Regions from separate parts of the Homo sapiens genome. Here region 1 is linked to region 2. Evidence: chromatin loops called from intact Hi-C (ENCODE). Cell type or tissue: IMR-90. All regions are shown on one strand. Links, peaks and the distances in the headings refer to the core of each region. The heading gives the core; the rest is flanking DNA. Region 1 has its middle 19 kb from the start of ARX. Region 2 has its middle 130 kb from the start of ARX.

Region 1 (9,786 bases), core at 999-8,998, 110 kb after region 2:
CGTCACAAAAAAAAAAAAAAAAAAAAAAAAAAGTCAACCAGCCATCGGTCTTCAACTTGCTGTGGAAATAAGAGCACTCTGGACCACCTTACAGCCTTTGCACGGTGGAGAGGCAAGGGCCCTTGTGGTCCTTCCTGCCTGTGTGCTGTGGAAGTGAGAGGTTTCTCAGCCACCCTTCTTCTAAGTGCTGGTGTCCCAAGGGACTTCCCCATCAGAAACCTGGCCGCCGTTTAATGTTCCCTTGGTGATTTGGACCCCTGGCCTACATGCATGCTGAGAAAGAGAGTGCCAACCATCACTGGAACACGCCTTGTGGAAATGAGAGCCTTGTTGACTACCATATGGGCCTCGCGTAGTGGGGAGCTGAGGGCTCGGGGGGCTTCAGATCTCAGGTTTACCGTGGGCAGGAGACTCCTTTGGGCCACCATACTTCTCCCTCTCCGGTTCACACTGGTGGGGCGGGGAAGGGGGTTCCGGTCAGAAAAATGCCCACCCACTAGAGTTCCCTGGGTCATTTTAGCCCCCGACCTGCCTGGGACTGGGGAACCAAGCGCCAACCAGTCTTCAGCCGGCCAATGTGCTTTGGAAATGAAAGTGCCTTTTGGCCACCAAATGGGCTCCCCAGGGGTGGGGAACCGAGGTTCCTTCCTGCTACAACTTGCCCACGTACTGCAGAAGTGAGATCCTGCTCAGCCACCGTCCTTCTCTCCATACTGGTGCACTGAGAGCCCTTCCGGCTACTCACTGCTTTCCAACTGGAAAACTGAATTGGAGGCCATTCCAGCCACCAGGCAGCCCAAAATCCACACATCCATGGATCCTTAAGGTCCCCAGGCTGCAGCGGACAGGGAACTAAAAGCCCTTACAGTCTCAGGCCTCCCAAGTGCTGTGAAAACAAAAGCCCATTTGGCAACCATCTTTCTCACACTGGTGTTCCAGAGGCCCTGCCGGTCAGCAACCTGGCTGTTCACTAGGGTTCCGTGGCTCATTTCGGCCCCCACCTTCCGGCATGGTGGGGAATGGAGGCCATTCCAGCAATTCTACAGCCGATAACTATGTAACTGATAGCCACTTCCGCCACCATCCCGGCCTCACATGTTATAGAGCCAAGGGCCTTTTGTTATCTTCACACCAACCGCGTTTTGAGGAAGCAGGAGCTCTTTCAGCTACCATCCTGCCCTACGCGCTGGTGCCCCCAAGGGGTCTTCCTGTCAGAAATCTGGCCACTTGCTAAGGTTCCGTGGGTCATTTCAACACCACACTAACCCCCTCCCCACCTTGCTTTACTTGCTGAGAAACAGAGGGTAAAATGACCATCAGTGAGCCACTTACTGTGGAAATGAGAGCTCTTTGGGCCACCATATGGGCCTCACTCACCACGGATCTGAGGACTTTTCTGGTCTCGGGCTGTAGGTATACTGGGGAAGTGAGAGCCCTCTCAGCCACCATCCTTCTTTCCATTCTTCATGCGGGTGTATCAAGGACCCTTCCGACTACCAGCTAATCAGCAGCTGGATAACAGGATTGGAGGCCCTTCTGAGCACCAGCCATCCTGAAATCCACACACCAGTGGATCCTTCAGGGCCCCAACCTGTGGTGGACTGAGGAACTCTAAGACCCGCCCCCAGGTCTCCAGGCACTATGTAAGACAGATGCCTTTTGGCAACTGTTTCCCACACCCTGGTATCCTGGAGGGACTTCCGGTCCCTAACCTGACTCTCAACGAGAGTTCTGCAGGTTATTTTGGCCCTCCAGCTTCCATGCATGTTAGGGAACTGAGGACCATCCAGAAGTTCTCTTGCCCACATACTGTATTGATGAGACCCTTTTTGTCTTCTTACAGCTCTTGCATGCTGGAAAACAGAGTTGCCTTCTGGCCACAGGCTGCTTGCCTGCTGGGAAAGTGAGGACTTTTTCAGCCACCATCTTGCATGATGATGCCCCCTGGCTCCTTCCAGCCACCTGCCTGTCCACACAACAGGGTTCTGCCAGTCCTTCAATCTCTCAGCATGCTCATGTGCAGTAGTAAGCCAGGGCCCATTCGGCCAGTGTCCTTCTAGAGTACCAGTGTAAAGAAAGCCCTTCAGGTTACCCAGTTGCTTGTGAGCTAGAGAACTGTATTGGAGACCCTTAGGGTCACCAGCCTGCACATGAACTAGTGTCCTTGGAGCCCTTTCAGCCACCAGCCTGCCCAGGTGCCATGTAGCAGTCAGTCCTTCTAGGCTCCAGCCTGCGTTCACCTGGGAAACTGAAGGCCCTTCTGGCTTCTTGTGGCCTGAGTGTTGTGGAAGCAAGAGCCCCTTTAGGCTCTTCTTCACCATCCTTTCCTTGGGACCATGTCCCAGTGGCCCTTGTCACCAACTTGCCCACTCACTAAGGTTCTAGGAATCATTTTATCCCCCAGCCTGCCTGTAGGCCAGGGAACAGGATGCCATTAGTCATCAACTTGCCCACAAGCAGTTGAGTCTAGAGCCCTTTCAGCCACCATCCTTCCAGTGTTCTGGTGCCTGGGAGCCCTTTCCAGCCACCAACTGGCTTTGCCCTAGTGCCATGGGGTCCTTCCAGTCCCTAGCCCACCCACAGGCCACAGTTCCCTTTGTCCTTCAGGCCCCCTACCTACACATGTGCTGAAGAACTGAAGGTCCTTCCATCCATCAGCCTGCCTTCATTCTGTGGAATGAAGAGCCACTGTCAGTCTCTTGCACTGGTGCTCTGGTGGCAGGGAGGGGACCTTCCAGACAGTAGCCGGCTTGCATGCCAAGGTTCCAATGGTCCTACCAGCCCCCAACCTGCCAAGGAGTTGTGCTCAGAGATCCCTTTCAGTCACCAGCCTGACAACAAACTGGGGTCATGGAGGAGTGAGGTTACTCAGGCAGTAGCCTGCCCACTTGCTGTAGAATCTACAGCTCTATCGACAATCATTCTCCCTCATACTGTTTCTCCAGGATCCTTTCAGCCACCATCAGTCCCACAGTCAGTCCCTTGTGTTGGTGACCTAGGGGAACTGTCCAGCTACCAACCAGCCCACCCACTAGGGTACCAGGGATCCTTTTGGCCCCTACACTGTCCACATGCTGGAGAACCAAGGGCACTTGTAGTGCAAAAGCAGCCATAGACCATGCAAATAAGTGGGCATGGTTGGATTTTGCCCACAGGTGCATATTTCCATCTGATTATCTATAGTAGTCGCTCTCTAAAGTTCTAGCCAGGCACAAGGCTGTACAGAATAAATACTACAGTTCTAAAACTTTTTTGCATCTAGATGTGACAGTGTATCTAAGTTCTGCTCATTGAGATATGATAAAGAGCAATGTGTGCAACTGCTAAACCATACCCAAAAAGAGAAGGGAGGTGACCTCTCCTTTCCTCTCCCCTGTTCCAGGGATGGAACGTTGACATGCACTAAGTCGGGTCATGCAGATGAAGTCAACAACCTAGGGACAAAAAAGCAAAAAGACAGAAGGATCCTGGGATCTCTATGACTTCTTGGAATAGAGCCACCATATCAGTTCCGACATCTATATGAAAGTGAAATAGGCTTCCAACTTGTTTAAACCACTGTTGTCACTGACTTGCATACAGTCCAATCTAACAAATATGCCTGGTTTCACCAAAAATTAAGTTAGTTCAGTTCAACCTCTCAATAACAAATAAAAACCAAAACCAGGAACCCAAGCACAAAAGTATGAGTGAGAAATAGCTCTTGAATCTTTTGACTTCTCTCCATCTCCTGCACTACTATCTTCTCCCCTTTAGACCACTGCCATTCGACAGCTTAGAACCCTCAGTGGTTTTTCAATGCTTTTAAAACATTGACCAGACTCACGAAAACAACCTACTCATTCTCCCATCTGCAACCTTCTCTGGCCTCATGCATACCAAACTCACCTCATTCTCCCAACTCTAGCTACATCATCTTTCTGTCCATTGTATTTGCCATGCTCTCTCCTACTGCAGAACCGCTGTGCTGTCACCTCCACCTGCAACGCTCTTCCCTATCCTCATCATGGAGTTAACTCCAGCCTACTTTTCAGACATCAGCTCAAATATCACTTCCTGACCCTGTCTTCCTTGATTCAGCAAAGGCCATATTATGGGTTATGCTGACACCATGAGCTTGTCTGTCAAAGGCTTGTGACAGTTACAGTTTTCCATTTGTTCTGTGATGATTTGACTAACTATAAGCTAATCATGTCTTAGGGGCTATGTCTGATTTTGTTCACCATTTTATCCAGATGCAGGGTTCCCATAAAGTAGACAAATGAATTATTGTACATAAGCCCCTTTTGCAAAGGCAAGGCAACATGCTTCATAATGGAATTTGGTCTTGTCCTATGTCTCTGAGGATTAGGTTCAGCTGCAAGGAACAGAAAATAAAACAAAAAAACAATGGCTTCAATCAGAAAAGAGATATATTTCCCTTTCTTATAAAATATGTGTGGAAATAGTAGGTTCAGGGCTGGAGTATGATAGCTCTCTAAGATTGTCAGAGATCCAGGTACCTTCCAGCCAGCCACTCTGCCATCCCTAGGATGTGGTTCTTGTCTTCATGGTTCCTGGCTCCAGCCATCACATCTATTCCAGGCAGCAAATTTGAGGAATGCAGACAAAGGCCTGACTCCTCTCTTTTAAGATGACTTCCTGGAAACACCACAAAAAACGTGTCCTTCTCCAGAATTAGTTAAATTGGCCACTCTTTCCCAAAAGGGAGGCCACAAAAATGTGGTCTTTCAGCTGCACATGCCCAGGTAAAAATCAGGGTTTGGGTACTAAAGGATATAGGGAGTGTTTTGGTTATCTATTGCTGCCTAGTAAACCACCCTAAAACTTAGTGGCTTAAAATGATAGCAACCAAAAATAAATAATACAGCAATAACCATATTATTATCTTTCATAAATCTGTGGGTTGAGTGGGCTCAGCTGGGCAGTTCTTACGCTGGCCTCACTTGGGGTCTCACGCAGTTGGCAGTCAACTGATATGCTTGGACCTGTCTCTTCCTTGTTATGATCTCATGGCCTCTCCTCTCCACACATTCTCTCTATGTGACCTCTCTCCCACTGAGCATCCAAAACCACAAAGCAGAATCTTCCAGGCCTTCTCAAAGCTTAGGCAAAGTGTCACTTCACCACCCTCTACCGGTCAAAGCAGTTACAGGGCCAGTCCAAATTCAAGGGGGAGGAGAAATAAACTTCACTTCTCTATGAGGGGAGTGACACAAAATATTTTTTTGAGCAAAATGTTTACATTTCTATTGAAATATACACTAAAACAGAATGAGTTTTACTAGTCAATGAAACTTTGTCAAAGCAAAATCACAAACTTCCACTGGGGAGGCCCAGTCAGCTAGCAGCAGTGATCCCCAAGCAGGAACACCAAGGAGAAGCCTGGGAGACCCCTCTCCAAAAAGCCTCCTTTCAAGAGGCCCCCAACTCACTTCTGCCATATGCACCCACACAGATTTAGGAGCTTGGACATTTTCCAATGACATTGGAAAATGAGCTCCTCATTTTCATATATTTTTAGTTTCTTCTTCACTGCAATAAATATAAAATTGGCAATGCTCATACACCACAGCACAGACAATATTTTGGGCTTTAGCATACAACTGTAAACAGTGACTAGGTTAAAAAAAATAAAAATAAAAATAAAGTAAGTTGGACTCCCCCCACCCCCCACCCGCCCCCCAAGATGTGGTCTTGCTCTGTCACCCAGGCTGCAGTGCAGTGGTGCTATCTCGGCTCACTACAACCTCCGCCTCCTAGGTTGAAGAGATTCTCCTGCCTCAGCCTCCCAAGTAGCTGGGATTACAGGTGCCCACCGCCACGCCCAGTTAATTTTTGTATTTTTAGTAGTGATGGGGTTTCACCATGTTGGCCAGGCTGGTCTCAAACTCCTGACCTCATGATCTGCCCGCCTCGGCCACCCAAAGTGCTGGGATTACAGGCGTGAGCCACCATGCCTGGCCGCCTTTTTTTTTTTTTTTTTTTTTTTTTAAAGAAACAAAGAAACAAAATTCCTAAGAGCCAGGCATGAGCTACTCAAGATTTATTTTGTTGGGCTAAGGTTTCAGACAAAAAATTCTGGTTTAGGCAGATGCCCTTGACAGTCCAAGTAGACCCAGGGTGGTAGCCACAGCATGGTCTATGGCAATCTAGAACACACGCACTGGAAGACAACCTGCCCTACGTCACCCTGGGCAGTCTATCTTCAAGCTGCCACATTTGAGATACCACCACAGACATCTTTATAGTTCCATCATTGGCTGCCATCTAGTGTAGCAGGAATGTGTGGATGAAGGAATAAAAATGTGCTGGGAGAGGAAGAGAATAGTATCTCTGCTAGCTGCCTGGAAAGTTGGCCCCTTAATCACAATGACAACTACGACATTTCACTTGGACAGTTCATTAAATTTATAGATTTCTTTTAAAGTACAAAGACTAAGCAGTAAGTTCTGTCACTGAAGCAAACTGGGATGTCAATCAAAGAAAAATAGATTGACTATTTTTGCTTAAAGTAGTGCAAAGAAGTCTGGCAAAAAATGAAAGTGAACTCAATATCTGCACCTGAGTAACGGGGCAGAATTTTATTTAAATGGCTAGTGGTTCAAATACTATTGCTTAATAGCTCTGATAGATATAAAATGTAGTAACATCTGAGGTTTATACACATGAGCAAAGGAGCTGAAGGCCAGGGATATGGGATTCTAGTTCAAGAGAGAAGCTAAAAGTGCATGCTGCAGGAGTAACCTAATGGATTTGTTTGGATCGTACTCCCACCTTCTGACAAACAGAAAAAGACCTGGATAGAAAACTGTCATTCCAGCCAGGCGTGGTGGCTCACACCTGTAATCCTAGCACTTTGGGAGGCCGAGGCGGGTGGATCACCTGAAGTAAGGAGTTTGAGATCAGCCTGACCAACATGGCAAAACCCTGTGTCTACTAAAAATACAAAAATTAGCCAGGCTGGTGGCACGCACCTGTAATCCCAGCTACTCGGGAGGCTGAGGCACAAAAATTGCTTGAACCAGGGAGGCAGAGGTTGCAGTGAGCTGAGATGGTGCCATTGCACTCCAGCCTGGGCGACAAGAGTGAAACTTTGTCTCAAAAAAAGAAAAAAAAGAAAAGAAAAGAAAACTGTCTTTCCACACACAAAAATCTGACTTAATTCTTCTTCCTATACAACTATACCTCAGCTAAGAAAAAAAATCTCTAGTGAAAAACTCAATAACCTGGGCTACTAAAAATAAAAAGGAAATTTTTAATATCATAAACAAGTTTAGTAAATACCATGTGGATTTTCTGTTGTTAATGAAGACATGATACATTCAAAAAAGTATTTTTTTTGAGATGAAGTCTCACTCTGTTGCTCAAAAAAAGTATTTTTTTAAAAAAAGAATAAAACAAAAAAAAATTATAGAAAGAGACTTCACAAGAAAAAATGAGCCCAAGTTAGGCCAGGCGCGGTGGCTGACACCTGTAATCCCAGCACTGTGGGAGGCTGAGATGGGTGGATCACGAGGTCAGGAGATTGAGACCATCCTGGCTAACACGGTGAAACCCTGTCTCCACTAAAAATACAAAAAATTAGCTAGGCATGGTGGTGGACACCTGTAGTCCCAGCTACTTGGGAGGCTGAGGCAGGAGAATGGCGTGAACCAGGGATGCAGAGCTTGCAGTGAGCCGAGATCACACCACTGCACTCCAGCCTGGGCGACAGAGCGAGACTCTGTCTCAAAAAAAAGAAAAAAGAAAAGAAAAGAAAAAATGAGCCCAAGTTCTATCCCTCACAGTCAGAAGTGGGTCTTAGCACAAATCACTAACCCCTCCTCCAACACACAAATGCACTGCCATTTGCCTTTCCAGTAGAACATAAAACATTCATTACTGAATTAGAACATTAAGCAGAATCACTGCAGAGCATATTTTGATGGGTTACTTCAATACCCACCTGGTCCAGTTCAAAATATCTGTAGATCCAGTTTGTACATATTCACTAGGTATACTGAATAAACCATCTATTATCCCATTATTTTTTAGAAATGGCAGTTCTTACAGCTCAAGCAAACATCAAGATTATAAAGTGCGCTCTTAAAACAAATTCTCAGATGAAGTACATTAATGAGACACCTTAGAAGTGAAACAAACCTGGTTCTTTTTTAGTAAAATAATGGGATAAAGGTAGTCTATGCTGAAGAGCAGCTTCACTTGTTTCCCCATAGAAAAAGGCCCAAAATTTTTTGGACAATAAATTAAAAACTAAGCCAATAAAAAAATAAAATATAAAGGCCAGGTGCGGTGGCTCATGCCTGTAATCCCAGCACTTTGGTAGGCCGAGGCAGGTGGATCACCTGAGGTCAGGAGTTTGAGACCAGCCTGGCCAACATGGTGAAACCCTGTGTGTACTAAAAGTACAAAAATTAGCTGGGCATGGTGGCAGGCGCCTATAGTCCCAGCTACTCAGGAGGCTGAGGCAAGAGAATTGCTTGCACCCGGGAGGCAGAGGTTGCAGTGAGCCGAAATCGTGCCACTGCACCCCAGCCTGGGCGACAGAGCAAGACTCCATTTCAAAATAAATAAATAAATAAAATAAAATGAAATAGAATATACACCTAAGATATTATAAAACTTGAAATAATGTCAGGTGATATGGAATGGGAAACAGAGTTCTGATTCCCTACCCCCCAACCACCCAGCAAAAAAAAAAAAAAAAAAAAACTGTAACAGGTTTTAAGGGAAAAACAAAACAAACCAGAACTCCGAATATGAATAGCAATACACAGACTCTATAGCACAGAATACCACACAAGAATGAATTTTATAGCAGTACTATCATAAGAGTAGCTGGCTAGAGACTATACTTCCAGCAACAGGGCTCCTAGGTCGAAAATGTGTTAAAAGCTTGTAATGTCAACAAGGACCAAAAAAAAGAAAAAAAAAAGAGGGGATGATGGGGAAACGGGAGGAAAGGCTGCATGCACGGGTCCATTATAGACATGATATTCAGCAGCATAAAAATAATACCCTCCAAAGAGTCCCCCTACTGGGGCAAAACCTGTTTCTCACTGCTAAGGACAGGAAAGATTAAGAAAGCAGAATAAATTCACTTGTAACTATAGCATCTTCCATATTTGAATGACAAGCATGTTCAACCTGATGCTGCATGTTAAGAAAATATTCAGCCAGGCACGGCAGCTCACTTTGGGAGGCTGAGGTGGGCGGATCACGAGGTCAGGAGTTCGAGAGCAGCCTGACCAAGATGTTGAAACCCCATCTCTGCTAAAAATACAAAAATTAGCCAGGCGTGGTGGTGGGTGCCCGTAGTCCCAGCTACTCGGGAGGCTGAGGCAAAGAATCGCTTGAACCCGGGAGGCGGAGGTTGCAGTGAGTCAAGATCGCGCCACTGCACTCCAGCCTGGTGACAGAGCAAGATTCCATCTTAAAAAAAAAAAAAGAAAGAAAAAGAAAACATTCAATATGCATATGAATCTAAGCAACATAAAAACCAAAGACTAAATTATGAACCTTAAAAAAATGGAAAAAAAATGTTTTAAAGCCAAGTAGGTATGATTCTAAGAATTATTATATACAATGTAATCCAAGAAAGGCCAAGAAAAGAATCTTCATGTTGTTCAGTATTTAGGCTTGATGTTGTCCTAGGAAAGCAGTAATAATTCAATGAACATGTTACATATACAACTAAAAAGTCCCCTTCTGGTTTCAAATGAATTGAAACAACAATCTTCCTTGGCTAATTTTTCTCCTCTGTCAAACAAATTTTCTATGTAC
Region 2 (9,786 bases), core at 573-8,572:
AGCAAGGGGAGGGAGAGCATGAAGATAAATAGCTAATGCATGCCGAGCTGAATACCTACGTGATGGTTTGATAGGTGCAGCAAACCATCATGGCACATGTTTCCCTAGGTAACAAACCTGCACATCCTGCACACGTATCCCAGAACTTAAAATAAAATAAAATGACTTATATCCAAAAGATAGGCAATAACAAATGCTGGCAAGGATGTGGAGAAAAGGGAACCCTTGTACACTGTTGGTAGCAATATACATTAGTACAACCACTATAGAGAACTGTTTGGAAGTTCCTCAAAAAAACTAAAAATTGGGCTACCATATGATCCAGCAATCCCACTGCTGGGTATATACCCAAAAGAGAAGAAATCAGTACATTGAAGAGATATCTGCACTCCCATGTTTATTGCAGCACTAAGTGTCCATCAACAGGTGAAAAAATAGATAAAGAAAATGTGGTACATATACACAATGGAGTACTATTCAGCCATAAAAAAGAATGAGATCCAGTCATTTGCAGCAACATAGACGGAACTGGAGGGCACTATGTTAAATGAAATAAGCCAGGCACAGAAAGACAAACATTGCAAGTTCTCACTTATTTGTGGAATCTAAAAATCAAAACAATTGAAGTCATGGACATATAGAGTAGAAGGATGCTTGCCAGAGACTAGGAAGGGCAGTGGCGGCCTGGGGGGTAGGTGAGGATGGTTAATGAGTACAAAAAAAATAGTAAGAATGAATAAGACCCTACTATTTGATAGCACAGCAGGGTGACTACAGTCAATAATAACTGTATGTTTTTAAGTAACTTAAAGAGTGTAATTGGATTGTTTGCAACTCGATGGATAAATGCTTGAGGGGCGGATACCCCATTCCTCATGATGTGCTTATTTCACATTGCATGCCTGTATCAAAACATCTTATGTACCCCATAAGTATATGTACCTACTATGTACCCAGAAAAACTAAAACTAAAAATAAATATTAAAAATATATACATAAAGAAAAGTTTATATAACAGCACCATTTACATTTTCATGGATATCACTGTGGTGTTTTTTCTATGTATAGATATGCATATTTTTACCAAAACAAGAAAATACAGCACATGCCTTTTTATTTTTTGTTTTTCATTTTTTTATGTACAGTGGGTTATGAACATCTTTCCAGGTCATTAAACATTCCTCTACAATATCACTTTAATAATAGCTTAGTATTCCATTGTTCAATTTAGCCAATACCCTAACCTAGATTTAGACATTTACATTGTCTTCATTTTTCATCATTACAAACAACACTGCAATGAACAACCTTTCAGACAATTTTGCATACTTCCATATTTCTGAAACATTCAAATGTTATAAAAACTCCTTGAAATCCACCTTAAAAATATAGCAAATCAATACATTTTCCTTAGGCCTCATTTTCTCTGTGGCTAATATCAAAATAACTGGCCAAAAAATAGCACTTCGGAAAACTACTTAGATGATTAAGTTTCTCAGAAAGAGCTCATGTTTTTACCACTTGGTCACAATGGGAACTAGATGAGAGAAAAGCATAAAGCAAATCAAACATCTTTCACATAGATAACAGCTATAAGAGGATGTTTCATTGGGAGTTTTGAATGAGACACTTGGACATCAGATACCAAAATGACTTGTAAAATAGACTACCATGAGGAAATTTCATAGTAGGAGAATAAGTACCAGTTACATATTTCATCCATGCCAAGGATATAAAAGGAGAGTGTTGGAAATTAAGATAATTCATAAGAAGAATAAATTTTTACCTTTTGGAAAGGACTGAATTCTGAGTCTCACCATTGTGTTTTCCAAGGGGATGAGATGGGATGGGGGCACTCCCTTCTATCCTTAAGTCAGGTGAGATGGGCTCCAAGGCATGGCTTGGAAAGCTTAATACGTGTTCAACAGCAAATGGCATACAGTGAACCGCTGGTTGACTCACACTTTAGAAAGGCAATGTAAATGGAGACATTAGATTAAAGGGCTGCATCTAGCAAGTAACTACACTGCCCTCCAGTAACAGTTCAAAGGTGTATAAATCCCAGGGATCAGATGTCAACCCCGCCTATGAAGGCAGCCTGCTGACTGTGGATGGAGCCTCCAGAATGAAGAAGCTGTGGGGTGTGTCATCAGAGCAAAGATGGAGAGAGGATGGGGGCAATGCCCAAATCAAAAGGGGGCCCAGTCGAGGGTCCCTGCATAACCCACAAAAATGATGCTGTGAGACAATCATCTTTAAACATTTGACCAGAGATCACAAAGCCACCCTGAAACAGGGTCAGCAAATAGGAACGCTTTTGCTCGTCTTTCCCTTCCTCTCTTCCCCTGCGCCAAGTCCAAAGTGGTCAGGAAACTTGGACAGCAAGCTAGGGAAAGAGAAGCAGGAAAACAGAGACATTTAACTCTAATTCACATTTGGAATATCTGGGACCCAACAATTTTAACTGAATTGAGTCTGGATTTGCAAATTAAAGTCATCTCAGAACTGTCTTTGTCCTATGAGTAGCCAGGGAATCTTGGGGCTTAACCAAATTTTTATCCAGTGGCTACAGAACTTTCTCCACAAAACAAAATGTAAAGGGACAATGGGCAACCAAAAAAAATTATGCTTTCTGATCTCATCCCAAGTCTTATCTATTTGATGTACCAGTTACACGGCTAACATTTTTAGAAGTTACATAGGCCAAGAACTAGACTAAACTTTTTATGCATAATTTAACTAAATCCTCCATGAGTAGGTACTATAATTATCCCCATTTTATAACCAAAGAAACTAAAGTCCAAAAACAAAATAACTTATCTCGGATCACACATTTATTAAAATCAAATCCAAGCCTGTTTGACGCTGCAACACATGCTTCGAACCATTACCATGGTGAATTATTCATAAACACTTTGGTATACAAAAGAAAACTCAAATTATAAAGATCAGATTATCATATCATCATTAACCCAAATATATAGCATGTGTAAGAAAAACTGCCAAAATACAATATTATAAAATCACAATGGCAAGCAAAATGCTTGATTTTTTTTTTATTACTCAGGGCTTAGAGCCACCTAAAAGGTTTCAGCAATATTATATTGCATACACGTTACAGATTAAACATGCCCGTGGACTGTCCCCGTGTAATCACTATAATATTTTATTATAGAATACCAGCATAGGTCCTGATCCCTAGCTCTTGGTAAACATGAGTAGCTGGAATCCATTGTTGTAAGGGCTTAACATCCCGTATGCGTGGTCTCAGCCTGAAAGAGAGTTTTCCAGGGCCTGACATCAATAGAAACTTCTTTGCTGTAGATTTTATTTTTATGAATTGGGATCAACAAAATGAGCATACAGTGACTGCAGGTATTAGGGAATGCTTTCATCAACTAAAGCCGACTGGAGGAGGGAGAGGGTTATCCAAACAGCTCAGCTGTACGTCTCTGCTAAATATGACTTAATCCCAGTTTATAAAAGCACCTGTGTTTTTTGTCATAGGGTTTAGTGCTGCCAACCACGCCAAACAATGCCAACCCCTGTGCAGCGGGTAGAGGGAGAGAGTTAAATGATGCCTGTCAATGTCTAGAGGGATTAAGATGATATAGGTTCATTTTCACAAACATCCTAGGCTACATTTTGAATATGCCTTTCCAGAAATGAAATTCTACAGCACCATCTACCACCTCCACTCCTCATGGCAGGCTTACCTCATCTCAGGGGACAGGGCTGTATTTTCTCCCCTGCCTTCCCTGGAATGGATACTTCTTTCTTCCTTTTTTGGAAAAAAAATTGAATAGTGCTTTACCCCTGAGAAGCTCTTAACAAATTGTTAGTTGCACCACTTCTTTTGGGTTTCCTTTCACTGACATGTCAAAATGTAAATCATCTTTCCTCCTAGACACAAGGCTACTGACACTCGAGCGTAAGATCATCAGTTCTTCCCTTCACTGGTCTCATCAGCCCACCCTCCTCCTGTCTCGCTGTGATTCTATTCATCCTCTTTCCATTGCCTTTATCCCAAGCTTGAGGGCAATCGCCAAACTCCCTTAGACTTGACGCAACCAAGAAATAAAAGCTTGTCTGAATTAAAAGCATTTCCTGGTACTAAGGAAAGATTTTTCTGCCTTCCACAGCGGAACAATGGTCACATTAAAAGATATGCCACACAAAAAAAAACGAACCTGGATGTCTGCAAACTTAGCCAAGGAATCAGAATCTGAAAATTTATAGTATGTCCCCAAGAACTCCCGAATCCTTCGCCCTTCTCTGAGAACCATCCTTCGCCCTTCTCTGAGAACCGCTATGCAGAGCTTTGAGTGACAGGCATAATGGTACAAGCCACGATTTAAATTCTGCTTGCCTCATTCTTTGCATAGACAGCAACGGGCTGATAGAATGCAACTGAAAACATAATTTAGATGGGAAAATACAAAACGTTTTTCCCAGGAAAGGGGGAGGACGGGAACATGGCTTGATCCAGCCAGCAGAGGGCGCAACTTACACATATAAGTATAAACCAGCCTTCGCTGGAAGCTGTAAGGTCTCCTGCGATTTTTATCACAAATTTCCCATTTTTGAAAACCATATCCAAGCTCCCTTGGACAAAACTCCGGTAGAGTCACTCAGCTGTCCCCTCCTGTCTAAATAAGACTATTTTCTACTTCCCCCAGGTCCAGCCACTCAAACTGCCACTTTTCTATCCCTGGCTCTGGCATGGGAAAGAAGGAAGATCAAGTCCTTCAAAAACAGCTTCCCAGAAAGAGTGACCTGTATTCCCAAGTAGCCTTCATTTGTTTAAGAGACTTGCACCTAGCATTTCTTGATCAAAGCTAATGCGCTGTAAATTTCTTCATTTAACAGACTTAGTCTGTTCAACTCTTGACACTGGGAATTGGGATTTCCCAGAACTATTAGCACTGCACAGTAGGCGCTCCATGCCGGCCAAGAACGGGGGATTAACAGGTATTTGTCTCAGCTAATTTCACTCTCTATACCGGGTCTATAGAGACTGGGGCTTCTTGGCGGAGTGTGTGCCACCCTGCTAATTGGCTACGAATGTAACTACTCCAGCATGCCAATGGACCGGGGGTACTCCACAGCCTTAAGAGGCTGGAGGCAAATGGATCCTTACCATGGGCACTCAGGAAATTTGAGGGTTGCTGGGCAGGACCGTAATTGTAAATGATTCATTTGCCAACTTCCACCTCCTGCTGTCTATCAAACTTCCATCCCTGTCGACCATGTGCAGATAGTTCTAAACATTTTACTCAATGACAGTTGCATCCATGAAATCCCGTAGTAACAAGGAATTTCCATATATTCTATTCAGAATGCATGTGCAGAATCAAAAGTCCTATAGGTAGCTCCCATAAAATGCATAATTCCCTGAGCTAGGTAAAATCATTACATCCATCAGGATATTCACAGATTATACGAATCATTTCTGGAAAGAAGATGATAAATAAAGGGACGGTTGTTAGTCTCTTTTCACATGCCCTATTCTTCCATTTCTTGCTGATAATCAGACTCTCTTAGTGATATATCCTACTTCTAAAGTTTCTGATAAAGGAATTGAGGAGTCAAATATTAAATGTTTTAGTTATCTATTGTTGCATAACAAATTATACCATGCTTAGCAGCTGAAAACAACATTTATTATTTCCTAGTTTCTGTGATCAACCAGGATCAATTCAAGAGCAGCTTAGCTAGGTGGTATTGATTAAGTCTTTCATGAGGTTGCAATCAAAATGTTGGCCAGGGTTGTAGGTATCTCAAGACCCAACTGACGGAGAATCCACTTCAAAGATCACTCATATGGCTGGTGGCAGGCCGTAGAAAATCCACTTCCAAGCTCACTAACGTGGGCCTCTCCACAGGGCTGCCTCCCATGCTATGGACTGCACATTTATGTTCCCTCAAAATTCATATACTGAAGCTCTAACTCCCAGTGTGGCTTTATTTGGAGATGGGGCCTCTAAGGAAGTAATTACAGTTAAATGACATCATACGGGTGGGACCCTGATCTGATAGGATTAATGTCCTTATAAAAAAAGACACCAAAGTGCCAGCACTCTCCTCTCCTTTCTCTCTCTCTCTCCCACCACCCCCAACTCCAAGTCTCCCAGTGTGCAAACAAAAAAGAGATCATGAGATCATGCGAACACACAGAGAGATGGCGGCCACCCACAAGCCAAGAAGAGTGCTCTCACCAGGAACCAAACTGGCCTGCACCTTGATCTGGCATTTCTAGCCTCCAGAACTATGAGAAAATACATTGTTGTTTAAGCCACTCAGTCTATGGTATTTTGTTTTGGCAGCCCAAGCAGATTAATACACCCTACAAAGAATGAAGAGTCCAAGAGAGAGCACCCTGAGATGGAAGCCATAGTATTTTTATAACCTAATACCAGAAGTGGCATCCCATCACTTCTATGGGATAGAATATAATCCCATATTCTATTCATTATAAGCAAGTCAATAAGTCTAGCCCATACTTAAGGTGAGGGAATTTTAAAAGGGGATGGATATGAGGAAGCAGAGACAACTGAGGGACATCTTGGAGTCTACCCACCATACTACATAAGAGCTGATTTACTGAATAAAAACACATCTATGGTTATACTATTACAATTACATGTATTATGATACAAGCAGTACATGTTACCTGTAAGAAGACAAAACTGGATTTCATACAATGGGTGCATTTTGAAAGCTGGCTCATAATTTGGGAGTCCACTGCTTTATAATCATGTTCACACATGTGCTCTTAGTTTTTTTTCCCCCTTTTCTGATCCTCTGAGTAGATATGTGCATATGGATACCACTTCCGGTGCCATAAATGTTGCCAGTGGAATGTGTGTAGTTCACCATTCCAAGCTTGTTGTCTGGGCTGTCTGCCACATCTGCCACCCAACAGTAAACCTCTTATTACAAAACCCATCTTTCTATCAGATGGCTACACCCTTGATTGATTAATTGAGCCCCTCTCAACACTGTCATAATGATAATAATAACAATAATACATTTCCAAGTGTGTTTGCTTTACCATGATGAACTGTGGTTTTCATTATCATTTAACTACTACATAGACCTTGGAATATAATATCATTCATCTCACCTTTATTCCTACATCTGTAATAATACTTGAAATAGAAACTTCCTCAAAGATAAACAGTACGGGAATAAAAGTAAGTAAATGGTAGGATGAAAATATTCTATGTCAGGTTACTCTATCTTGTATAGTTCTTTTCAACAGATGAGCTTCTTGACTATGGTCCCTGAATTTCCTTCATTGTATGCACTGAAATGATACTAAATCTCTTAGGGGATATTTAATAATTCTATTGTATCAAACAAATCTAAGTGTCGTGTGTGTCATATAGAATGCATTTGACAGTACTCATCAAATTTTTAATTTTTAATTTGGCATTTAAACATAATGCCAACATAGTGGAATACTGAAATACCAAATTTTTAGTTAAAATTAAGGATTGCTGTTTGGAGTAATAAGATGGCGTATGTAAAAGTACCTGCTACAGCAGCAGAGAGCTCAAAATAATTTTTCAAATAAATTCTAAATAAATTTAGTTAAAATTAAATTCCAGCCATAAAATATAAAGCACAAACAAAAAGCAACTGAAGAGAAACTCAAAAAGAAGGGTAAAGTTGACCCTGCATGGCTCCAGAAGTGGAAACAGGAAACAGGTTCTACTCATATGCAGTCCCCGGCCTCTCCATCGCATTAACATACAAATCATTAACGCTATGCAAATCAGTAACACAATCAAGATTCCCAGAGTAATTTCTATTCCCATGTCTGCAGAGAGATCTAGTCTAGTTAGTTGTACAGATAGAGCTTCCGGAAAATGTGATTAATTAGGGAAACGCATGACAGTCACAAGAGAAAACTTGCAGTTAATCTAAGTTCAGTTAGTCAAGGTTACAAAGAGAATCACATAGGCTACTTAACCTTGTGTAGGGAGAATTCCATTCCACAGCCACCAATGTACCTCTGACAGCAGCCAACCAACTCATAAAACTAGGTCATTGGGTAAGGGAGGCATAATGAGAGATTTGAATGCTTTTAGCATTCCTACTGAGCAGTCCTGCTTGTGATTGAGTAAAATGGGAATGGGGCAGTCACATTATCCTTCCCTATAAATACCGACACCAATAGCTCCCATCTCAAAACCATGGTGACTCAAATGGTAAAGTAATATTCAGGAAAGAAAATTCCTGTTTTGATTTGCTAATGTCATCCAAGATTTCTACGTGACAGTTAAATTTCACAATAATGGAAAAAACTAAAATAATATCCCATTTTGAAAAAGTAGTTATAAAATGTAAATTAAAATAAAAACATTTTCACCAAAGAAATGTAGTTTTCTCTTTTTAACATTTTTTATCTTGAAATAATCATAGAGTTATAGGAAGCTGCAAAGATAGTAGAAAGATCTATACCATGTCCCCTATACTCAGTTTGTCCCAATAGTTACATCTTATATAATATTAAAACCAGGAAACAGACATTCATCAAACATGTATGTATAGTTCTATGCCATTTTATCACATGTGTAGAATCATGTAACCACTACTGCAATCAAGATACAGAACTGTTCCATCACCACAAAGATCTCCATCATGCTACCCCTTTAGAGTCGTATCTACCCACCCCACCATCTCTAACCCTTGCCAGCCACTAATTTGCTCTTCATCAATTTCAGTGTGTCATTTTGAGAATGTTATATAAATAGAATCAGCTAGTATGTGACCTTTTAAGATTGGCTCTTTTCACTTAGCATAATGCCCTTGGGGTCCATGAAAGTTGTTGCATAGGTAAATTTGTGGTGGTTGCTTTAGGTATTACGTTATACATTCATAACTTATCCATCCATTGGTATTGACATTTTACTAGTTCAAGTGAAATGTAGAGACCTTACCTCCCTTTAAGACCCTTTACTATACCCATTTATAATATAATTATCTTAAATATTTCCTGTACATATATTAAGAACCATATCCAAAAACTGTTATATATCTTTTGCTCCAACTGTCAAATATAATTTAGAAAACTCAAGAGGAGAAAAGAAGCCTATTGTATGTGCCCATATTTCGGTTTGTTCCTTTGTTCTTTCTTCCTTCATGGTATTTTAACATTCTTTCATTCCCTTTCTGTTTCAAGAACTTCCTTTAGCCATTTTTTTAAGGGTAGGTCTGGTAAATTATTTAAGTTTTTTTTTTTTAGTCTGAGAATATCTGTATTTCCTTTTCATTTCTGAAGGATCATTTCACTGAGTATAGAATTGGCTGGCAATTCTTTTCTTTTTGGTACTTGAAAAATGTGCCATTTCTTTCTAGCCTCCATGATTTCTGATGAGAAATCCCATCATTTCTCTCTGGCTGTTTTCAAGATATTTTCTTGGTCTTTACTTTTCTGAAGTTGGATTATGATGTGTCTTGGTATGGATTTATTTAGATCTATCAAGTTTGGAATTCTCACAAGATCTTTAATCTGTAGGTTTATGTCTTTTGCCAAATTGGGAGATTTTTCAGCCATTGCTTCTTTGAATACTTTTTCAGTCCCACCCTCTTTCTTCTCTCTTTCTGAGCGTTTTTGTTACAGTCCACACATCTCTGAATCACTCAGTTTCCAGTCTATTTTCTCTTTGTTGTTCAGATTAATTCCTATAGTTCTGTTTTCAAGTTCACTAATCTTCTCCTGTGTCCTCTCCATTCTGATGAGTTTTTTATTCTGATTATTTGATTATTTCATTCTAA

The links. Peaks named below come from ENCODE experiments on the same cell type or tissue, not always from the same donor. Only the 100,000 strongest peaks of a DNase experiment are listed, where the experiment ranks them.
Region 1: it touches region 2 in a loop (2.1-fold over the local background); 15 of 110 quality-filtered maps call a loop at or near these places.

What each region holds. Positions count from the first base shown.
Region 1 is chrX:25,030,395-25,040,180 of GRCh38, reverse strand. No RefSeq gene overlaps it. Among named protein-coding and RNA genes, the nearest start is that of ARX, 19 kb to the right of the region's middle. In IMR-90, for the core only: a CTCF peak has its summit at 5,147 (motif pointing left); no DNase peak of the experiment used is centred there.
Region 2 is chrX:25,138,943-25,148,728 of GRCh38, reverse strand. No RefSeq gene overlaps it. Among named protein-coding and RNA genes, the nearest start is that of ARX, 130 kb to the right of the region's middle. In IMR-90, for the core only: a CTCF peak has its summit at 4,487 (motif pointing right); a DNase peak (open chromatin) is centred at 4,498; H3K27me3 peaks cover 238 bases.